2 separate regions of the Homo sapiens genome follow, and region 1 is linked to region 2. Evidence: chromatin loops called from intact Hi-C (ENCODE). Cell type or tissue: heart right ventricle. All regions are shown on one strand. Each heading gives the region's core, and the rest is flanking DNA. Links, peaks and the distances in the headings are about the cores only. Region 1 overlaps QTGAL (queuosine-tRNA galactosyltransferase). Region 2 overlaps QTGAL (queuosine-tRNA galactosyltransferase).

Region 1 (10,835 bases), core at 1,102-9,101, 49 kb after region 2:
CATTTAGTTCATTTGGTAAGGTCATGTTTTCCAGGATGGTCTTGATGCTTATGGATGTTCATCTGTGTCTGGGCATTGCAGAGATAGGTATTTGTCATATAGTCTTTGCAGTCTATGTTTGTTCGTACCTGTCCTTCTTGGAAAGGCTTTCCAGGTAGTCAGTAGGACTTGAGTGTTGCGATCTAAGCTGCATCTGCATTCCACTTGGCTGGGGAGGCCTCACAATCATGGCAGAAGGCAAGGAGGACCAAGCTTACGTGGATGGCGACAGGCAAAGAGAGAATGAGAGAGAAGCGAAATCGGAAACCCCATGTAAAACCATCAGATCTTGTGAGACTTATTCACTACCATGAGAACAGTATGGGGGAAACTGCCCTCATGATTCAGTTATCTCCCACTGGGTCCTTCCCACAACACGTGGGAATTATGGGAGTACAATTCAAGATGAGATTTGGGTAGGGACACAGCCAAACCATATCAGCCACCTTGCTCCCCACTCCCCGCCCATGGATGTGGTTTTGATGTTGTATCTAAGAAATCTTTGGCTAACCCAGTTCACAAAAGTTTTCCTCCTGTTTTCTTCTAAAAAGTGTATAGTTTTGGGTTTTACATACAGATCTACAATCCATTTTTTAGTTAATTTTCATCTACGATCTGGATTATTATCTTAATCAGCTCAGGCTGCCATAACAAAATGCCAGAGGCTAGGTGGCTTAAACAACAGAATTTATTTTCTCACAATTCTGGAAGCTGGAAAGTCTTAGATCAAGACCTGGCAGGGCTTGCTTTCTGATGTGGCTCTTCCTGGCTTGCAGACACCCACCTTTTCTCTGAACCCTGATATGGCAGAGACAGAGGGAGAGAGAGCAGGCTCTGTGGTGTCTCTTATTATAAAGACACTGATCCCAGTAGAGCCCCACCCTCACGTGAAATCTAATCATCTCCCAGAGGCCCCATTTCCACAATACCTCAAATAGGGGGTTAGGGCTTCAACCAGTGCCTGTCACAGTCCTGGAAGACAGAATCTCCAGTGCTGTAATTCTGAAATTTGAAATCCCTAAAGATCAAAATCCCCAAATCTAAAATTCCTAGCATCTAACTGAATCCCCAAACTATAATGATGGATTTGGAATTAGGTGCCATCAAGTCTTCTGTAAGTGAATTTCAAGTTGTTACCAATAAAGTTTGTTTTTTCCATTCAGTCCAATGCATTTGGTGCAAAATCCAGATGAGTGGCTTGGCCACGTGATATGGCAGTGACAGAAACTTCCGTTTAAAAATGAGTTGAGTCTCTTGCCTACGATGGCGAGTCTCTTGCCTGTGTTGGCGTTCCTGCTGATGACACTGCCTGCGTTGGCGTTCCTCCCAGCTGATCACACACTGAGAGCTTTTAGGGAATCATGGCCACATTTGCCCAAAGAAACCAGCAAAGTGACTGACTGCTTCAAAATAATTGTGTGTATAGTAGGATAAGAAGACACTTACACAACAGTGTTCTGTTCCATCACCAGTATGGTTTGTATTAAACCTGGGGTCTGTACAAGAGGGCATGCAGAATGCATATCCACGTACCCAGAACAACACAGAAGCACAGCATGGAAGACGGGAAAATGTAAGGAGAAGGCTTATCCTGGTGTGTGTCAAATCACAGAGGAGTTTCAAAAAGAGCAGTGCCGCAGAGAAGATGAATGTGAGCTCATTCTCCAAGGAAGCCATGTCTTAAAAGAAAGCGGTTATCCATTGTGATGCAAACCTTCAAAATACACTTAATGATTGTGAAAGTCAGCCAGCTCTTAGGGACTGTTTCTGTGCAATTGCCCGTAATATACTCCTGTGGTATACTTTTTCATAAATCAGATTTTCTGTTTAGTTTTTTATTGTTTGTAATTTTTTCTATTTTTGTTTGTTTTTTCTATTTTAAATTGTCAGCATTATGTTTTACAATCACTATGCTTGTGTTTCACCTTTGCATCATTTCTTTTACAGAGCTGTAATTCATTTATGCATCTTTTTGCAAATTCGACTCCACAAAGGTGCACTATCAACAATGTTGACTTTGTAAGCATTGTGCATGTCCGTAAAAACGTTGAAACTTCCTTAGTAAATGAAAAGATGTCCTTTTTGTACATCTGCATTTATGAAAGATGAAATTTCTTGAGATCTTGGCTTTTGGGGTGAATGTGTATGTGGTGGTAACCATCTTTTTTTTTTTTTTTTTTTTTAGTTCCAGAATACATGTGCAGAATGGGGGGTACATTTGTTACATAGGCAAACCTGTGCCATGGTGGTTTGCTGCACCCATCAACCCACCACCTAGGTATTAAGCCCTGCATGCATTAGCTATTTTTCCTGATGCCCTCCCTTCCCCCACCTCCACAACAGGCCGTAGTGTGTGTTGTTCCCCCCGTGTCCATATGTTCTCATTGTTCAGCTCCCACTTATGAGTGAGAACATGCAGTGTTTGGGTTTCTGTTCCTGTTTTGGTTTGCTGAGGATAATGGCTTCCACCTCCATCTATGTCCCTGCAAAGTACATGATCTCATTCATTTTTATGACTACATAATATTCCATGGTATACCACATTTTCTTTATCCAGTCTATCATTGATGGGCATTTGGGTTGATTACATGTCTTTGCTATTGTGAATGGTGCTGCAGTGAACATACGCGTGCATGTACCTTTATAATAGAATGATCTGTATTCCTTTGGGTATGTACCAGTAGTAGGATTGCTGGGTCAAATGGCATTTCTGGTTGTAGATCCTTGAGGAATCACCACACTGTCTTACACAATGGTTGGACTAATTTACATTCCCACCAACAGTGTAAAAGCATCCCTACTTCTCCACAGCCTTGCCAGCATCTGTTGTTTCTTGATTTTTAAAAAATCGCCATTCTGACTGGCTTGAGGTGGTATCTCATTGTGGTTTTGGTTTTCAATTCTCTGATGATCAGTGATGTTGAGCTTTTTATCATATGTTTGTTGCTGCCTAAATGTCTTCTTTTGAGAAGTGTCTGTTCATGTCCTTTGCCCACTTTTTGATGGGTTGTTTGTTTTTTCTTGTAAAGTTAAGTTCCTTGTAGATTCCAGATATTAGACCTTTGTCAGATGGACAGATTGCAAAAATTTTCCCCCATTCCATAGCTTGTCTGTTCACTCTGATGGTGTAGTTTCTTTTGCTGTGCAGAAGCTCTTTAGTTTAATTAGGTCCCATTTGTCAATTTTGCTTTTGTTGTAATTGCTTTTGATGTTTTTGTCATGTAATATTTTCCCATGCCTATGTCCCGAATGGTATTGCCTAGAGTTTCTTGTAGGGTTTTTGTAGTTTTGGGTTTTACGTTTAAGTCTTTAATCCATCTTGAGTTAATTTTTGTATAAGGTGTAAAGAAGGGCTCCAGTTTCAGTTTTCTGCATATGGCTAGCCAGTTTTCCCTGCACCATTTATTAAACAGGGAATCCTTTCCCCATTACTTGTTTTTGTCAGGTTTGTCGAAGCTCTGTTTGCAGACAACATGATCCTATATTTAGAAAACTTCATCATCTTAGCCCAAAAGCTCCTTAAGCTGATAAGCAACTTCAGCAAAGTCTCAGGATACAAAATCAATGTGCAAAAATCACAAGCATTCCTATACACCAACAGTAGACAAGCAGAGAGCTAAATCATGAATGAACTTCCATTCACAATTGCTACAAAGAGAATAAAATACCTAGGAATACAGCTAACAAGGGAGGTGAAGGACCTCTTCAAGGAGAACTACAAACCACTGCTCAAGGAAATAAGAGAGGACACAAACAAATGGAAAAATATTCCATGCTCATGGATAGGAAGAATCAATATCGTGAAAATGGCCATACTGCCCAAAGTAACTTATAGATTCAATGCTATTCCCATTAAATTACCATTGACATTCCTCACAGAATTAGAAAAAACTACTTTAAAATTCATGTAGAACTGAAAAAGAGCCTGTATAACCAAGACAGTCCTAAGCAAAAAGAACAAAGCTGGAGACATCACACTCCCTGACTTCAAACTATACTACAAGTCTACAGTAACCAAAACAGCATGGTACTGGTACAAAAACAGACACATAGGCCAACAGAACAGAATAGAGATCTCAGAAATAAAACCACACATATACAACCATCATGGTTTTTGATGGATCTTGTCCAAAGACTTAGGTTGTCCAACAGAATATTTCAGATGACAGGAGCTATTTCTTTATGAATACGGTTCATCTGCTCATTAACCGTTATACCCATGTGACTGTCATTAGTGTACTTGAGTGTTTATGCTTGTAAAAATGTGTGTGTTAGTATTGTCTGTTTTATTGTGTAAAGTGGCCTATGAAGCATGCTGTCATGTTTTTGTACATTTCTCAAATAAGTCTTCTTTTTAAAATTGTAAGCAAATGTCTTTCAAATCATTATTTATTTTTTCCTTTTTCTCGCTAACATTTGAGATAAAGAATTTTTTAAATTTTTATGGACACATAGTAGGTGTATATAATTATGGAGCACATGAGATATTTTGATAAAGGCATGCAAAGTGTAATAACTATATTAGGGTAAATGGGGTAAAGAATTTTTAAAATTATTTTTTCAAGAACTACATTTTTCAGGATTGTGATTTGGGGGATTTTAGACTTTAGGGATTTTGATCTTTCAGGATTTCAACATCCTGGATTATGGTGTTCGAGACTGTGTCAGCCCCACTCCAGGGCAGGAGAAAGGCACTCTGCCTCGTGGGGGTATGGTCAGGTTAGTGGGACAGGGAGGAGCGGGGGCAGCCAGCTGCACACCTCAGTCCAAGAGGAGAAAGGTGCTCTGCACCCCATGAGGGGTGCCAGGACGTCCACCTCTAATAGCGAGGTTGTGGGAGTAATACGCCCCAACATTACGGATTTCTTGTGATCGCACCATGTAATGAAATGCTTTCTGAATTTTGAAAATGTAATTTTGATCTGCAGTAAAACTGAAACCTTAGTATAAGGATCACTGGCTTCTAACGTTGGTGCTGTTTATGATGACGGCATCAACTATTCCATTAAGTGAGTTCACAGTGATCAGGGTTCCTTGATGAGCTTTGCTTTCCGCATCAAATCTGCTTCACCAGCTTTCAAGTTCTATTCCATAACATCCTGTGTCACGCGGAAAAGCGGGGGAAGAAAAAGACCTTCTTCCATTTAGATTTACTTTTTACATTTGGAGAAGATGAATATTCCATTGATGGCCTCTTACAGGTACCAGTGGTTAAAGCGTGGGGAAGCGAATTTGTTTTCCTGCTTTTAAAGCGATTTCCTTACTTCCAGCCCAGCTTGTGGGTATAGCCTGTCCTCTCCCAACACACCTGGCATTGCACGGGAGCCTCCAGCCAGCAGCGTATGGTGGGGGCGGAGGGGCGTGGAGGTGCCTGCCAGATGTTGACGATTACCAAGGAACAGAGGCTGCTCTGTGGCCACGGGGTCGGGCTGCCGCAGAGCAGCTATTTCCTGTCTGCACCGGCGGCAGCAAGCCCAAACTGTGGGCTGCAGCCGAGTTCACGGGCACAAAGTCACCTTTGTGAGTGTCTGGTGCAGCTTCCTGGCTGGGAAGCGGAGAGGGTCCCCCACGTTGAAAGGGTGTGCAGAGTCCCTCGCCCTGAGCTCCTGGCCCGGTGTCAGGTTTCTGAGCAGGGCTCCTGAAGACAGCATGAGGGCTTTGATCCCAGGCACTCAGCACTTGGAGTGCACAGAGAACAGGCCCGGACCCTCCTGAGGAGCCCTCCTGGGTCCTCCCATCACCAGAGTTCAGAGATTCTGGGATGTGCCACTTCTTCAGGGACACACACTTTCCTGGAATACACGATGATTTTTAATGCTTTTCTTAAAGAATGCCAGCTGTCTCACGGGGCAGGGAAATGGAAAACCTCGTAAGGCCTCTCTTCTTCTTAACTGGGAAGTAAAAATTCCATATTCATTGTGGAAGCTTTTGGCCTCCGATCAACCCTGGGCTCCTGATTTTGGTTTTCCTCTTTGGAGATTCAGTCCCGCGTATTAGGGCAGTGGGAGGCGTGGGGTCGCCGCAGCCTCAGGACCTGCTGAGCACGGGCTTCTGCTGCTTTTGATTCTTGGGTAGCAGGAGTCACGTGAAAACGGTGCCACTAAACACCAAGGATGTAATTGAAGTGGAGGAGGCACAGTTTGAACCAGAAATTCATGTTCCGAATCGAGGGGTAACATGAAGACCCAGTCATAACAAATAAATCAGGTAGGTCCTCTTAGATAGAATTTTCCTTTAGCAAGTTAGTGGGAATTAACGTGTGAAGTTCAAAGAAGAGATCTCATTTAAACCATTTCTCAGCTGTTACATTAACAGAAATCACTTCCAACTATTTTAATAAGGTAACTCAGCCACCAAGTCAAGTTTTATGTTCATTGTCTGAGTCACATTTGTGATGTGGGAAGTGGCATATTTTGATTTGACTTTTGATGTGTCTGTTTGACATGCCTGATGGGATAGTCACCACATACAACGTTAAATCAGAGCTGTGTAAAATTAACACTGCTAATTCTAAACAAACCGAAAGGTGAAAGTTGTCTATGCCAGTGGCCTGGGGTGGTGCCTGCCTGAAAGCGCCCCTGTCTGAGACAGGCCCTCTTTGTACCTTCTGTCCCTTCCCCAGGGGGCTGCATCTCCTGATTCCAGGGAGGCCCAAAGGGGAGGCATGGGCAGAACCGCCACCCGGCTTCCCAGGTTGCCTTGGGCCCTTCTGGAAACTCGAGGGAGGGGGTCCCAGCAGGGCCACGAAGGGGACTCAGAGGTCCTGGCAGCTTGAAGGAAGTGGACAGGGCTGAGATGCATGCTCCTGCTCTAGCTACCCGGGGTGGGCCGCACTCACCAAGAAGGGAAGGCAGACAGTGGTGTGACGCGGACCCCTGCTGCCCTGCACGTCTCCTGGGGGGATCCCTGCTTCCCCGCCGTCCCAGCTCAGGCCCCCATAAAGGAACACTACAGACAGGGCAGCTTAAACAACAGACATTTGTGTTCTTAAAGTTCTTGGGTCTGGAGGTCCAAGCTCAGGCTGCTGGCAGGGTGGGTTCCTCCTCATGCCTCTCTGTGGCTTGCAGATGGCACCCTTTCCCTGCACGACCCTGTAGCCTCTCCCTGTGTGCTCACATGGCCTCTCCCCTGCATAATCACGTGGTCTCTCCCTGCATCCTCCTGTGGCCTCTCCCTGCGTCCTCCTGTGGCCTCTCCCCTGCATAATCACGTGGTCTCTCCCTGCATCCTCCTGTGGCCTCTCCCTGCGTCCTCCTGTGGCCTCTCCCTGTGTGCTCACATGGCCTCTCCCCTGCATAATCACGTGGCCTCTCCCTGCGTCCTTCTGTGGCCTCTCCCCGTGTGCTCACGTGGCCTCTCCCCCACATCCTCACATGGCCTCTCCCCCGTGTGCTCACGTGGCCTCTCCCCTGCGTGATCATATGGCCTCCTGTGTGCTCACGTGGCCTCTCCCCTCCCCCACGTCCTCATGTGGCCTCTCCCCTGCGTGATCATATGGCCTCTCTTCTGTGTGCTCACGTGGCCTCTCCCCTCCCCCACGTCCTCACGTGGCCTCTCCCCCATGTGCTCACATGATCTCTCCCCCGTGTGCTCACGTGGCCTCTCCCCTGCGTGATCATATGGCCTCTCTCCTGTGTGCTCACGTGGCCTCTCCCCTCCCCCACGTCCTCACGTGGCCTCTCCCCTGCGTGATCATATGGCCTCTCTTCTGTGTGCTCATGTGGCCTCTCCCTGTGTGCTCACTGCTGGTGTCTCTTCCTCTTCTTATAAGGACAACAGTCCAGGGCCCCACCTTTGGGACTCACGTAACCTTAGCTACCTCCTTAAAAGCCCATCTCCAAATACAGTCACATTGGGAGTTAGGGCTTCAACCCGTTAATCTGAGGCACACAGTTCAGTCCTCAGCACTTGGACACCCTCCTCCGCCCCGGGGCCCCTGCCCTGCCTGGTGCCCCTGCCCGCTCTAGGGCTGCATAACGGGAGCCGCTGCCCCCACGGAGCATCTGCTGTGCGACTGTTCCTGGCGGCGCCCATCCTGTCACCATTGCTGAGCTGTTCCTTTCCTTCCCCCAGCATCTGAACGGCACCTGCCACAGGTCGGCAGGAATGAGAAGTGAGAAAAATGAGACCCACTCTTCGTAGTTTCTGATCTCATGGTTCTGTGTGGGGCTGGGAATGTGTGTCTCTAACGCGTGCCCGAGTGTTTAAAATGGACTCTGAGAATGTGTCACACTGAGTCCACGTGGAGGTCAGGCTTCTGGCGAAGTGTGCATGAAAAACTGCTTCCCCCCAGGATGGTAGAGTCATTTTGACAAAGTCTACCCAATTAAAAAAGGTTGTATTTTGAAATAATTTTAGACTCACATAAAAATTGCAGAACTAAAACATATATATATTTTGAGATGGAGTCTCGCTCTGTCGCCCAGACTGGAGTGCAATGGCGTGATCTCGGCTCACTGCAACCTCCGCCTTCTGGGTTCAAGCAATTCTCCTGCCCCAGCCTCCCGAGTAGCTGGGATTACAGCCACGTGCCATCATGCCTGGCTAATTTTCGTGTTTTTGTAGAGACCAGGTTTCAGCATGTTGGGCAGGCTGGTCTCGAACTCCTGGCCTCAGGTGATCCATCTGCCTCGGCCTCCCGAAGTGCTGGGATTACAGGTGTGAGCCACTGCGCCCAGCCAAAAAATTGCAGAAATATTAATAGCACAGAGAGTTCCTATGTACCCCCCATCTCCTCCACCCCCAGCTGCTAACATCTTATATAACCAGAGAACAAGGACCCAAACCAGAAACTCCACGTGGATACGATGTGGCAGCCACAGACCCCATGCAGTTCACTTATTCTTGGTGGAGGGAGTTCTGTGAGACGTCCCCATGTTTCCAGATCAACACGACAATCAGGACATCGAGGGTCCCATCACCCGGAGAAACTGCCTTTAGAGTCACATTTTCTCCTGACCTGTCCTAGTCTGTCCAGGCTGCTAGGACAAAAATACCATAAACTGGGTGGCTTATAAACTACAAACATCTGTTTCCACCGTTTTGGAAGCTGGAGTCCCAGATCAAGGCACCAGATTTGGTCTCTGTGAGGCCTGATTCCTGGTTCTCACCGTGTCCTCACGTGGTGGGAGGGACAAGGCTCTCTGTGAGGCCCTTTCGTGGGCTCTGATCCCATTCACGTGGCGGGAGGGAAGAGGATCTCCGTGAGGCCCTTTTGTGGGCTCATTTTCCAATTACATTACTGGTTTTGTTGTTGAATCTGAGCGTTTTCTTCTGGACATAAGACCTCCATTGGAGATAAAACTTGCAAGTACATTTGATCCTTGAATAACATGAGTGTGAACTGGGAGTCCACTTACACACGAGTTTTAAAAATAAATATATTGGAAAATGTTTTGGAGATTTATGACAATTTGAAAAAAGTCGCAGATGAACTGACACCCGGGACAGCAAGAACCCTCCTTCCTCGGCCCGCTCGGCCCATCACCACAGAGGTGAGAAGGATGGAGGCTCCTCCACCCGCTCGGCCCATCACCACAGAGGTGAGAAGGATGGAGGCTCCTCCACCCGCTTGGCCCATCACCATGGAGGTGAGAAGGATGGAGGCTCCTCCACCCGCTTGGCCCATCACCACGGAGGTGAGAAAGATGGAGGCTCCTCCACCCGCTCGGCCCATCACCACGGAGGTGAGAAGGTTGGAGGCCTTTGTGATGATCCACTTCCATTTAATGAATAGTCAATGTGTTTTCTCTTCCTTATGATTTTCTTAGTAACACTTTCTTTTCTCCAGCTTACTTCATTGTAAGAATACGGTATATAATACACAAAACGTACAGAATGTACAGGACAATGTTGATCACCTGTTTATGTTATTGGTAAGGCATCCGGTCAACAGTAGGCTCTCAGCCATGTCAACCTAAAGAAAGATGCTGAGGCAAAGTTAGTACATGTGGAGGGTTTATTTGGGCCACGTGTGAGGACGGCATCCTGGGGGACGTAGATTCAGGTGGCTCCGAACATATGCTCCAGTTAGCAGCAGTTACAGTGGGTTTGAAAGAAAGAAAGAAGGGGCAAGTTCCCACACTGGTTCATTAAAATAACATAAGCTATTGACTGGCTGTAGATGGTTCTTTGCATCACAGATTCCAGGAGCATGAAGATAATGGGTGAAGGTCACATTGTCTAACTTGTGTAACATTTCTTGTGATTTTTCAGCCAGCCTGGAAACAACAGGGAAGGAAAGGAAGACAAATGCCTTTAAACAGTTGGCCCCACATGGGTGCGGCGGGGGAGGCATGATGCAGGTCTCACCCTCGCAGCTCCGCTGGGGCTGGTGAATACCTCGCGTGGCGCCGACTCCTCTGAGCCACTTTTGTTTCTCAGTGCTTAAGTTTTGGGGGAGTCCAAGGTTATACGTGGATTTTCGGCTGCATGGGGAGTGGGTCACCCTAAACCCTGTATTGCTAAAGGGCCTACCTCATTTCCTCCTGATCTGTGGCTGGAACTAGGATCATGGATTTGGCGTTTTATCCAGGATCCCTGACTCTGACCCCCTGTAATTATTTCCTAAGTAACTAGAGCAATAAGAATATCTTTTAAAGTATTGAGCCTTTTGTCCTTGGTTTCTGAAGTAAATTCTGAAAGATAAAGCTGGAAGAGTCTTTTGTTTACAAGTTCCTTCAAACACACCTGAGTTTATGTTAATGAGGCATTTTTGGAACACCCCTAGATACCGCAGGATGAGGGGGGCTGGTTGCCAGGGGAACCAGCCATGTGCTCAGAGGGTTGGAACTTTG
Region 2 (10,835 bases), core at 1,210-9,209:
TACCCATCTATCTCTGTGTTTGCTAATTTTTCTTCTGCATATTTAAATATACTCTTGAGCTCCTCCAGTAAAATTTTAGTAATTTGAGAATTTTTCAGCCATTTTTTTTTTTTTTTTTTGAGATGGAGTCTCGCTCTGTCACCCAGCCTGGAGTGCAGTGGCATGATCTTGGCTCACTGCAAGCTCTGCCTCCCAAGTTCACGCCATTCTCCTGCCTCAGCCTCCCAAGTAGCTGGGACTACAGGCACCCTCCACCACACCCAGCTAATTTTTTGTATTTTTTAGTAGAGATGGGGTTTCACCGTGTTGGCCAGGATGTTCTCGATCTCCTGACCTTGTGATCCGCCTGCCTCGGCCTCCCAAAGTGCTGGGATTACAGGCATGAGCCACTGTGCCCAGCCTCAGCCATTATTTTTTCAAACTTTTTTTCTGCTTATTTCTCTTGCTCAAGAATATTTTTATGCTCAGTTGACAGATTGGCTGGGTATAGAATTCTAGGTGCAAAATAATTTTTCTTAGAATTTTAAAGGGATTGCCTCATTATATTCTAGTGTCCATGTTTCTAATAAGAAATCTTACACCAGTCTGACTCTTGTTATTTTAAAGGTATTGTTTCTCAAAGTATTTAAGATTTTTCTTTTTGTACTTTTGAATTTTGAAATTTCATGATGCTGGGTCAAGCTGTGTTCAGGTTTCTTCATTCACCCTCTGTTTTTATGTTGAATGATTAGCTTGTGTTCTTAGCTTTGATTGTAATAGATCAGGGTCCTTTTAGTTTGACTTTAAAGTTTCCATATAAGACTTGAAAAAAATATGCCTGCCTATATTGCATGGGGCTGAAAAAGTCAAGGTTGGCAGATGATACGTTTTTAGTTGGTGGACGGGTTCCTACAGATTTTAGGAGTCACAGCTTCTCTAAGATAATGGTCGTCAACTTTGTGCACGTTAGAATCATCAGTGAGTTTTAGAAAACCAGTGCCTGAGTCTCACCCTAAGATATTCTCATGTAATTGGTCTGGGGTGCAGCGTGGGCATTGGGATTTTAAAAGCTTTCCAGAAGATTCTGAGACACATCCAGGATCAGGAGCCACTGCTTTAGAATGTGCTCAGGAATGGGTGGCATCACCCCACTTTCTAGTGGACTTGGTCCTGAGGGAGTCTTACAGCTATGACGTATTTCAAGGGCAAGCGGCTGAGGGTTTACGGTCCCTCTGGAATGTCCCCATGTGAGAGCCTGGGGAGTTAAGTCCTCTGTTGGGTCCTGTTCAGATCTGTGAGACTCACAAAATCACAGGCTCACCTGCGGGGTGTCTCAGTGGACAGGAGCAGCTCCTGGCCCCAGCTCTTCTCCTGCAGTGCCCTGGGGCTCAGAAGACGCAGGAGTAAAGTAGACTTGGGTGTGGGGCCAGGCTGGTGGGGTCGGCTCCACGGCCACCTCGCTCTGCCTCCGTTTCCTTATTTGTGAACAGGTCGTGGTAGTCAGCACCCATCTTGGAGTGCTGTGAGGTGTGAAATGAGCTAATCTGCAGTGTGTCTAGAACAGGGGCGGGCAGCGGGCGCCCAGCAGTGTGTCTAGAACAGGGGCGGGCGGTGGGCGCCCAGCAGTGTGTCTAGAACAGGTTCGGGCGGCGGGCGCCCAGCAGTGTGTCTAGAACAGGGGCGGGCGGCGGGCGCCCAGCAGTGTGTCTAGAACAGGGGCGGGCGGCGGGCGCCCAGCAGTGTGTCTAGAAGAGGGGCGGGCGGCGGGCGCCCAGCAGTGTGTCTAGAAGAGGGGCGGGCGGCGGGCGCCCAGCAGTGTGTCTAGAACAGGGGCGGGCGGCGGGCGCCCAGCAGTGTCTAGAAGAGGGGCGGGCGGCGGGCGCCCAGCAGTGTGTCTAGAAGAGGGGCGGGCGGCGGGCGCCCAGCAGTGTGTCTAGAACAGGGGCGGGCGGCGGGCGCCCAGCAGTGTGTCTAGAACAGGGGCGGGCGGCGGGCGCTCAGCAGTGTGTCAAAAAGCCAGGGGCATAAACAGGTGCAGAGAGGAAATGCACCCAGGGAGGTGAGTGCCTGTTCTGCCCTGGGATGGACGGTGGGCAGCGGGCACTCAGGAGGTGTTGGCAGCTGTCTGTCATCATCATTGCTGTCATCATCATCGTCTTGTGTATTTGGAAGATGTTTTTTCCCAAGTTATATCTTGTTTTCATTATCTTTCGTTGGTTTGAAATAGAAAACTCTTTATAAATTGATTATTGTAGAACATCTGTTTCAACTTGCTTCTGTAATGTGTGTAAACAAATTGGTTTTTGAAACTACTATAAACATCTTTTAATATTTTTTTGTTGTTGTTGAGATGGAGTCTCACTCTGTCGCCCAGGCTGGAGTGCGGTGGCGCGATCTCGGCTCACTGCAAGCTCCACCTCCCAGGTTCTCGCCATTCTCCTGCCTCAGCCTCCCAAGTAGCTGGGACTACAGGAGCCCGCCACCACGCCCGGCTAATTTTTTTGTAGTTTTAGTAGAGATGGGGTTTCACCGTGTTAGCCAGGATGGTCTCGATCTCCTGACCTCCTGATCCGCCTGCCTTGGCCTCCCACAGTGCTGGGATTACAGGTGTGAAACACTGCGCCCGGCCTAATATTCTTTTAAGTTAAAGAATATTAGAGAGAGTTTTGCATCTTTTATAGTTGGATGAAAACAAATTTAAAGTATTTTGGTGACTGTTGTGACACTCCTTGTCTAAAAACATTCATCTATTTTGAAAACATTTTGCTTTTCATAAAGTACTTTTTATAGATTAGCTCTAACTTGAGGCATATCCCATTTGTATGAATTCTGCCAATAATAAAAACAATCCGTTGTAAAGTTCTGAAGGACCGAGGTGAAGGGCTGAAATGAGCCGTCCTGCTGCCTGTCTGAAGTGTGGGTAAGGAGACCTCGTGGGGACCCTATTCTACACTTTAATAAAATATGGTTGGTTTGGTTATAGCTGAAAGGGACGTATTTTCCTGTAATGATATTTTTTCTTGAATAGGGAGAGTTATATTGACTATTAGATAACATAGATCCAAAGTGTCTCTTTTCAGAAGTGCTGGGTATTTGAAATGGGCTGATTCACTTATTACGATTCATGCACTAACGGAGCCCCACTTTCCTAATAACGTCGCCGCTTGCTAAAACCAAAATGAAGTACAATCCCCACTCTTCTCTCCAGGAGGAAGGAATGTTAATATCTCGCCGCCGTGTGAGTTTTTCCTGCTGAGACCATGGCAACCAGATCCCCTCACAAAGGGACTGGCCTCCCCAAGCAGGAGCCCCACGCAAACATTTGACTTTCTTCAAGGCAATAATATTAAAGCAAATTCCTTGTCTCTGCCAAACACAGGATTCATTGTGAGAAACTTCCAGCTTCCTTAGTGAGATAAGTCTTCCTTCGTTACCCAGGCTCACGGATACCCTTCTCTCCTGAAACCTGACGCTAACAAGCCGCATTGTGAGCAGAGCCCCTGTTGAACAGTGTGCCTCGTGGAAGGCCCCTTCCGGCCCTTCGTCCTCACAGGTGCCTCCGCCTGTGTTTCTCGTGAGGAGCTTCAGGGCACTCACCTGGCCCTGCAGCGATGATGGAGGCTTGGCTGCAGCGGCCCTGGAGACACGGCCCACCATCCATCCCAGGGCAGAACAGGCGCTCGCCTCCCCGGGTGCATTTCCTCCCTGCGCCTGTTTATGCCCCTGGCTTTTTGACATCTGGGATCCTCTGGCTAACTGGGTTGAGCTGGCTAAACTTTAGGGATTAATGCTAGAAATTAAACTGCTACCTGGTATGAAGAGGGGCACTGCTCCGGGTTGGAGAACGCAGAGAGGGTGGGAGACTCTGTGCGTCTCGCTTCTGTGCGGCTGTGCGGTCCCAGTGGTGCCGTGAGCTTGCTCGATGCCCCCCCGGAACAGGGCAGCCCCCGTGGGGTGGGAGCCCTGCCTTCCCCTCCTTGTAGTGGAGACGGGAGAGTGCCACGGGTGTGGCCGAAATGCACACTTGGCCACTGTCCCTCCAACAGACAACTTTCTGCAGCTTGTCTTGATTTGGATACCAGAGAGATCTATTGCTTAATTCTGCACACGTCTGTTTTGCTTTGTATGACTTTCCTGGGTGCCATGATGTCTGTAACTGTCCGGTGTTGCCAGCCTCTTTTCTAGGGAAAGTGGGTATCCTGCCCCTTGGAGCCTCCTCAGCACCCTCATTTTGGGCTAAATGCCACCTCTGATCCACCCGCCATTGGCATCGAAGCTGAGCTTGCCACGCATGAATTTCTGCTTGTTACTCCTTGTTCAGAAGCCTTCCTTGGCTACCCCTGCTGGCAGGGGGAAGTTGAGCCTTCTTAGCCCAACATGCAGTTCCCACAAAGCTGCCCAGTGCCTGCTTTCCCAAACATAGGCTGCCCCAGATAATGAGGGCTGCCCAGACTGCCCACCGCCCACAGGGCAGCACCCAGGACGGTGGTCTGCCCTGGGCTGCCTTGCTTCTGCTGGTTCACGTTCTTAACAGCCTCAGGCTCTTGCCACAGCTCCCTAACAGGGACCCTTTAGGCCTCCCTATCCCCGTTTTCAGTCCCGTTCCTTTGGCGTTTAACCACAGGTCATCGTTCAGCCTTTTCCAGCTCAGTTGTGATGTCTTTGAAGACAGAGATTTTTTGAAACTCCTCTTAAAATATGATATCCATACAGAAAAGTGCACATCACAGTCTTACTGCTGGATGAAGGTTCATAAGCTGCACACACCATGTAACCGGCACCCTGAGGAAGAACAGAAGATCGCAGCCCCCAGAAGCCCCCTCAGGCCCCTCTGGTCACCCCCTTCCCCAAGGGCAGCTGCTTTCCTAGTTTCTCACAGCACAGAAGAATTTCGGCTGCCCTCGTGCTCCGGGCCAGGGCCCCCACCCAGCAGCTGCTCCCTTCTCTGCTTAGCAGCCTGGGAGAGGCACCCACGCTGTGTGTACAGCCCTGGAGGGTGCCTTCTTGTCATGTATGTTTCCAGCTTTTCCATTCTGCACTTGGGTAGTTCCCAGTTTTGAGCTCTGATGACAGTGCTGCTCTTGGTGGCCATGCAGATTAAGTTCTGCTGGGTTTACGCCGCACAGTATCTGTTAGGATCAGAGCTGGGTCATGGGATGTGCACCCACTCTGGTGTTGTAGATGCTGGCAGCACATTCAGCTCATCACAGAGATGCACGCCAAGAGGATCACCCACCACGCGTCCAGCCCAGTGACCTCCACCAGCCCATCACACACGTGCAAACCGCCCTCCGAGGGTCTACCTCAGTGACCTCCACCAGCTCATCACACACGTGCAAACCGCCCTCCGAGGGTCTACCTCAGTGACCTCCACCAGCCCGTCACACATGTGCCAGCCCCCAACTTCCCTCTTGTGACCGGATCCTGACTTTCATCAGGGTAGACTTTACAGACTTCCTTCCAGGGATATTTTAATTTTGTTTAAAAAAATATTCCCAGGACTTAGCTTAGTGCTGTACTCAGTAAAGGTCCATCTCATTTTTTTTTCCTTCAGTGAGTGTCAGACTTTAATGAAGTACCCAGTGGACTCTGTGTTTTATCCTTGTTCTCATTATGCCACCTACCAAAGGTGGAATATTGTCTCTCTCTGACTTTCCTTTCATTCCTTTGAAAGCTGACCCACATTTTTGGTGGCAGTGCAAAATGTTCCTAGCTTTCTTATAGAACATCGTATATTGGGCGGGTGCGGTGGCTCACATCTGTAATCCCAGCACTTTGGGAGGCCGAGGTGGGCAGATCACCTGAGGTTGGGAGTTCGAGACCAGCCTGACCAACATGGAGAAACCCCCAAATACAAAATTCGCCAGGCGTGGTGGCAGGTGCCTGTAATCCCAGCTACTCAGGAGGCTGAGGCAGGAGAATCGCTTGGACCCAGGAGGCGGAGGTTGCAGTGAGCCAAAATCACGCCACTGCACTCCAGCCTGGGCAACAAGAGGGAAACTCCATCTCGAAAAAAAAAAAAAGAATATCATATACTAAGCTCTATGAAAGAGAATGCTGCTGGAAACTGAATTATAAAAGAGTTTTGCTCTTCTTTTTTCCACAGTCGGATACGCTAAAAATCAAGCAGTTGCCCAGAGCTCAGGGTCTTACCTTTGCTTTTTGGATTCGGTAAGTAACTTTCTTTTGTTTATAATGTATAAATGTGTACATGTTGGTTGAATAATTAAATGATCTTACATTTTAGTGCGGTTCTTGAAAATCATTTTTCTAATGGTTATTAGACTAATAATGTGTTAGTCCGTTTTCATGCTGCTGATGAGGACATAGCCGAGACTGGGTAATTTATAAAGAAAAAGAAGTTTAATAGACTCACAGTTCCATGTGTCCGGGCAGGTCTCACAGTCGCGCATGTCTGACGTGGCGGCCGATGAGAGAGGCAGCTTGTGCAGGGAAACTCCTCCCTTGAAGTCCATCAGCTCTCCTGAGACTCACCCACTATCACTAGAACAGAAATGCCCGCCCCCGTGATTCAGTGGCCTCCCACCGGGGCCCTCCCACGACACGTGGGAATTGTGGGAGCTACAGTTCAAGATGAGATTTGGGCGGGGACACAGCCCAACCTTATCAAATAGTTATTAATTCAAGATGAGATTTGGGTGGGGACACAGCCCAACCTTATCAGTTATTAATTCAAGATGAGATTTGGGTGGGGACACAGCCCAACCTTATCAAATAGTTATTAGACAACCTTAAAAATTAAGGTCAATAGGTTGTTGCTGTTTAATTGCTGTAGCACTTAATGAGTTAATCATGGTAAGTAAGATATATAAAAATGTAAAATTGCACAGCAGAGAGCGATGTGAGCAAAATGAAGATAAACTGGGATGAAATCGGAAAATATGGTACTTAAAAGATGAATAACCTTACTGATTTCTAAAGGTTGATAAGAAAACACTAAGAAAAGGCTGGGCGCGGTGGCTCACGCCTGTAATCCCAGCACTTTGGGAGGCCGAGGCAGATGGATCACCTGAGGTCAGGAGTTTGAAACCAGCCCGGCCAACATGGCAAAACCCTGTCTCTACTAAAAATACGAAATTAGCCAGGCGTGGTGGTGTGCGCCTGTAATCCCAGCTACTTGGGAGACTGAGGCAGGAGAATCGCTTGAACCCAGGAGGCGGAGGTTGCAGTGAGCCAAGATTGCGCCATTGCACTCCAGCCTGGGAGACAGAGTGAGACTCTGTCTCAAAAAACAAACAAACAAAACACTAAGAAAAATAGATAAGTAGGCAGAGGACAGAAGCAGACTCTCAGAGTGGATGTACAAACAACTAATAAACTTTCTAAGAATTTAAGTCATTTGTATTCAAACACAGATTAGTGAGATTCTTTTAAAAACTGAACTAATAACACTTTTAAAAATGTAGATAACTTAGGCCGGGCGCGGTGGCTCACGCCTGTAATCCCAGCACTTTGGGAGGCCGAGGCGGGTGGATCACGAGGTCAGGAGATTGAGACCATCCTGGCTAACACGGTGAAACCCCGTCTCTACTAAAAATACAAAAAATTAGCTGGGCGTGGTGGTGGGCGCCTGTAGTCCCAGCTACTCGGGAGGCTGAGGCAGGGGAATGGCGTGAACCCGGGAGGCGGAGCTTGCAGTGAGCCGAGATCACGCCACTGCACTCCAGCCTGGGCGACAGAGCGGGACTCTGTCTCAAAAAAAAAAAAAAGCATATAACTTAGTATTTTGGACAGTCTAAGTTGATGCCATCTTGACAGTGTAACTTTGCATTTTCTATCAAGAGCCTGAAGAGTGTCCTTCACTCCTCAGCTTCCTTCTTGGCATCTCTGAGAACGATTTGGATACAAAGAAGCTTCAGGTTGTTGACTGTGATGGAAAACAGAAACGTTAACATGGGACGGGAGGGTCACGGTGGAGAAGTTTCCGGCAGGTCTCCATGGGGGAGTCACTGTGATGTTTATAAAGACTTTTCAATAGCAGGACAAATGACTGAATAACAGGTAGTCGCTTGTATAGTCTACACTCAACTATAGATATTTAAAAATTACTTTAAAATAAACTTCAGGAACATTTATCTGTATCTGTCCCTCCTCTGTGGCCAGGTTCCGGGGCTTCTGTGCATTCCTGGGGTGCCGCTCAGCGTCTCCAGGCCGCTCTGGCCCAGAGCTCCTGCCTACGCGGGGATTTACGCGGGAGCCGCCCGTTCCTCTCCTCCTGACCCAGCTCTTTTCCTTGATCACCAGAAGCCTCTGCACATGCTCCTGGTACATGTGGAAGTTTGGGAGAGGCGTGCCCGTGTGCAGACGGGGTAAAACTGCATATTTATCGGCCCAGCTCGGGAAGGCGGAACCCCCAGGGCGGCACCAGCTGCTATGACTCCTGTCCTGGTGCCTGGGTCTCTTTCTTCTCTTTTCTTCTTAGACCAAAACACCTCAGATTTCTCCCGTTTTCTTACACAGAACCTTCAGCCCTCTCTCCTGACCCTTCCTTGGGCTCATGTTTTCATGCTCAGATGGTCCATCCAATGTTTTCCTCACTAAGACAGCATCCACCAAGGACAGCTCAACCCACCACATGGAAAATGGTGCTTTTTATTGTCTTTGGGTGACAGGATTAGGGTGTGCTGGGCCCCTGAGCTCAGTCTGGGTCGGAGGCCTGGCCTGGTCTGACCTGGTTGTTCAGCTCCCGAGTTCGGTCTGCGTCGGAGGCCTGGCCTGGTCTGACCTGGTTGTTCAGCTCCCGAGTTCGGTCTGCGTCGGAGGCCTGGCCTGGTCTGACCTGGTTGTTCAGCTCCCGAGCTCGGTCTGGGTCGGAGGCCTGGCCTGGTCTGACCCGTTGTTCAGCTCCCGAGTTCGGTCTGCGTCAGAGGCCTGGCCTGGTCTGACCCGTTGTTCAGCTCCCGAGCTCGGTCTGGGTCGGAGGCCTGGCCTGGTCTGACCCGTTGTTCAGCTCCCAAGCTCGGTCTGGGTCGGAGGCCTGGCCTGGTCTGACCCGTTGTTCAGCTCCCGAGTTCGGTCTGCGTCGGAGGCCTGGCCTGGTCTGACCCGTTGTTCAGCTCCCGAGCTCGGTCTGGGTCGGAGGCCTGGCCTGGTCTGACCTGGTTGTTCAGCTCCCGAGTTCGGTCTGCGTCGGAGGCCTGGCCTGGTCTGACCCGGTTGTTCAGCTTCTGTGCCTGGCTTAGGAGCAGGTCTGCAGATGTTGTGAGGCTGGGCCTGTGGGCACCTTCCCGGGTGCTGGCTGCTCTGTGGAGTTGATGAGGACGAGAGTGAACATCCTCGAAGGACGTTGGGGTTTTGCCCAGCTGACCAGTGTGAACGTCACCTGAAACTCACTCTGGATCCAGTATGTGCAGAGGGCGTTACAGTCGAACAGATTCGGTTCCTGACCTCTAGCGTTGGCAACTGAGGACGGTTTAAACAGATCTTCACCTTTTGCTCATGAAGCATCTCCATCCTCCCTGGGACCCACCCCACACCTGCTGCAGTCAGAGTGGAGCCTCCCTGCACACCGTTCTCGTCACGTGACACCTGCCTAGACGGCTTGTCCTCGAGCCTATTAGGTGGCCTCAGGTGTCCTTGGAAAGGCTGTGGAAGGCCTCCCCCGTGACTGTCCCATGGCCAGGTTCCTAAGGGGCAGAGGGGTGAGTCCTCGCAGAGCCCTGTCTAAACGTGGCGCCAGTCCTGCGAGGGACCCGTGGGTGCTCGGGCAGCCGTCGCTGAGTTTACACCCTTCCCCGCTGGAAAACGTGACTCTGGTCCTGCGAGGGACCCGTGGGTGCTCTGGCGGCCGTCGCTGAGTTTACACCCTTCCCCGCTGGAAAACGTGACTCTGGTCCTGCGAGGGACCCGTGGGTGCTCTGGCGGCCGTTGCTGAGTTTACACCCTTCCCCGCTGGAAAACGTGACTCTGGTCCTGCGAGGGACCCGTGGGTGCTCTGGCGGCCGTCGCTGAGTTTACACCCTTCCCTGCCGGCCTCTGATGGATCAGTGCCTGACGCGGCGTTTCCTCCTGGCACACACTGCTGTGTTCTCGTCTCGGTTGTCTGTGTTCTTGGAAACTTTAGTAGAATAAAACAAAGTAAACAAGAAGCCTGGCTTTTAAAGAAAATAGCCTCTAAATAGCTCATTCATTATAATGATTTGGGTTCCAGTCCTCTTAGAGATGTTCAAACATAATGTCTATGAAAACATCTGCAGAGCGGCTTCACCCAGGAGGTCTGGTGGTTGTGAGAGCGCTGCTTACTTCTGAGCCGACCAGGTTTTCTTTTCCCTTCGCCCTTCAGGGTTCCCAGGGTGGAGAGCCTCTGCCACCCTCCTGTCCCCCGACTCCCGTCTTCACTGGGGAACCGGCCGCATGGCTGTCCACGTGCACAGGAAGCCACATGGCCTTCCCGGAACCGCCCCGAGGCCTCTGAACTGGGGCCTCAGGTGAGAGGAGAGGGGCCCATGTGGCTGGGATGAGAAGGGCCAAGGCGGGGCGGGCGCTGCAGACGGGGACGGCCCAAAGGCTCTGCATCCATTCGGCCGGCTCTACAGCATTGTCGAGTCATCGCCGGGGCTGTGGGGAGGGTTACAGACAAGCCTGGCCGTTCTCATCCTCACTGCCGATCCTTGAACCGAGGGGACAGGGATGTGGCTGTAGCCGTGCCCCAGACCCCGAGCAGCAGTGCCGTCTAGAACCCTCACAAGCCGGCAGGTGCTCTGAGCACAGCCTGCAACGCCCAAGGCCTGTCCCGTGTCAGAGGCTGTTCTCCTTTCCACCTCTACAGCTGCCCTTTGCCTCCTTCTCCGCTAATCCCTTTATTTCTTTACTTTCCCACCTGTGGTTTTGCTTCT

Evidence for each region. Peaks named below come from ENCODE experiments on the same cell type or tissue, not always from the same donor. Only the 100,000 strongest peaks of a DNase experiment are listed, where the experiment ranks them.
Region 1: a loop joins it to region 2, with 4 times the contacts of the local background. A loop is called at or near these places in 13 of 110 quality-filtered maps.

What each region holds. Positions count from the first base shown.
Region 1 is chr17:82,980,883-82,991,717 of GRCh38, reverse strand. All of the region lies in intron 6 of QTGAL (queuosine-tRNA galactosyltransferase), which reads left to right. Among named protein-coding and RNA genes, the nearest start is that of QTGAL, 65 kb to the left of the region's middle. RefSeq lists enhancers at 5,311-5,605, 7,010-7,511. In heart right ventricle, for the core only: no CTCF peak of the experiment used is centred there; a DNase peak (open chromatin) is centred at 5,527.
Region 2 is chr17:83,030,350-83,041,184 of GRCh38, reverse strand. It overlaps QTGAL (queuosine-tRNA galactosyltransferase), which reads left to right. Exons shown (of 13, transcript NM_001009905.3): 4 at 6,086-6,150. Among named protein-coding and RNA genes, the nearest start is that of QTGAL, 16 kb to the left of the region's middle. In heart right ventricle, for the core only: no CTCF peak of the experiment used is centred there; a DNase peak (open chromatin) is centred at 5,184.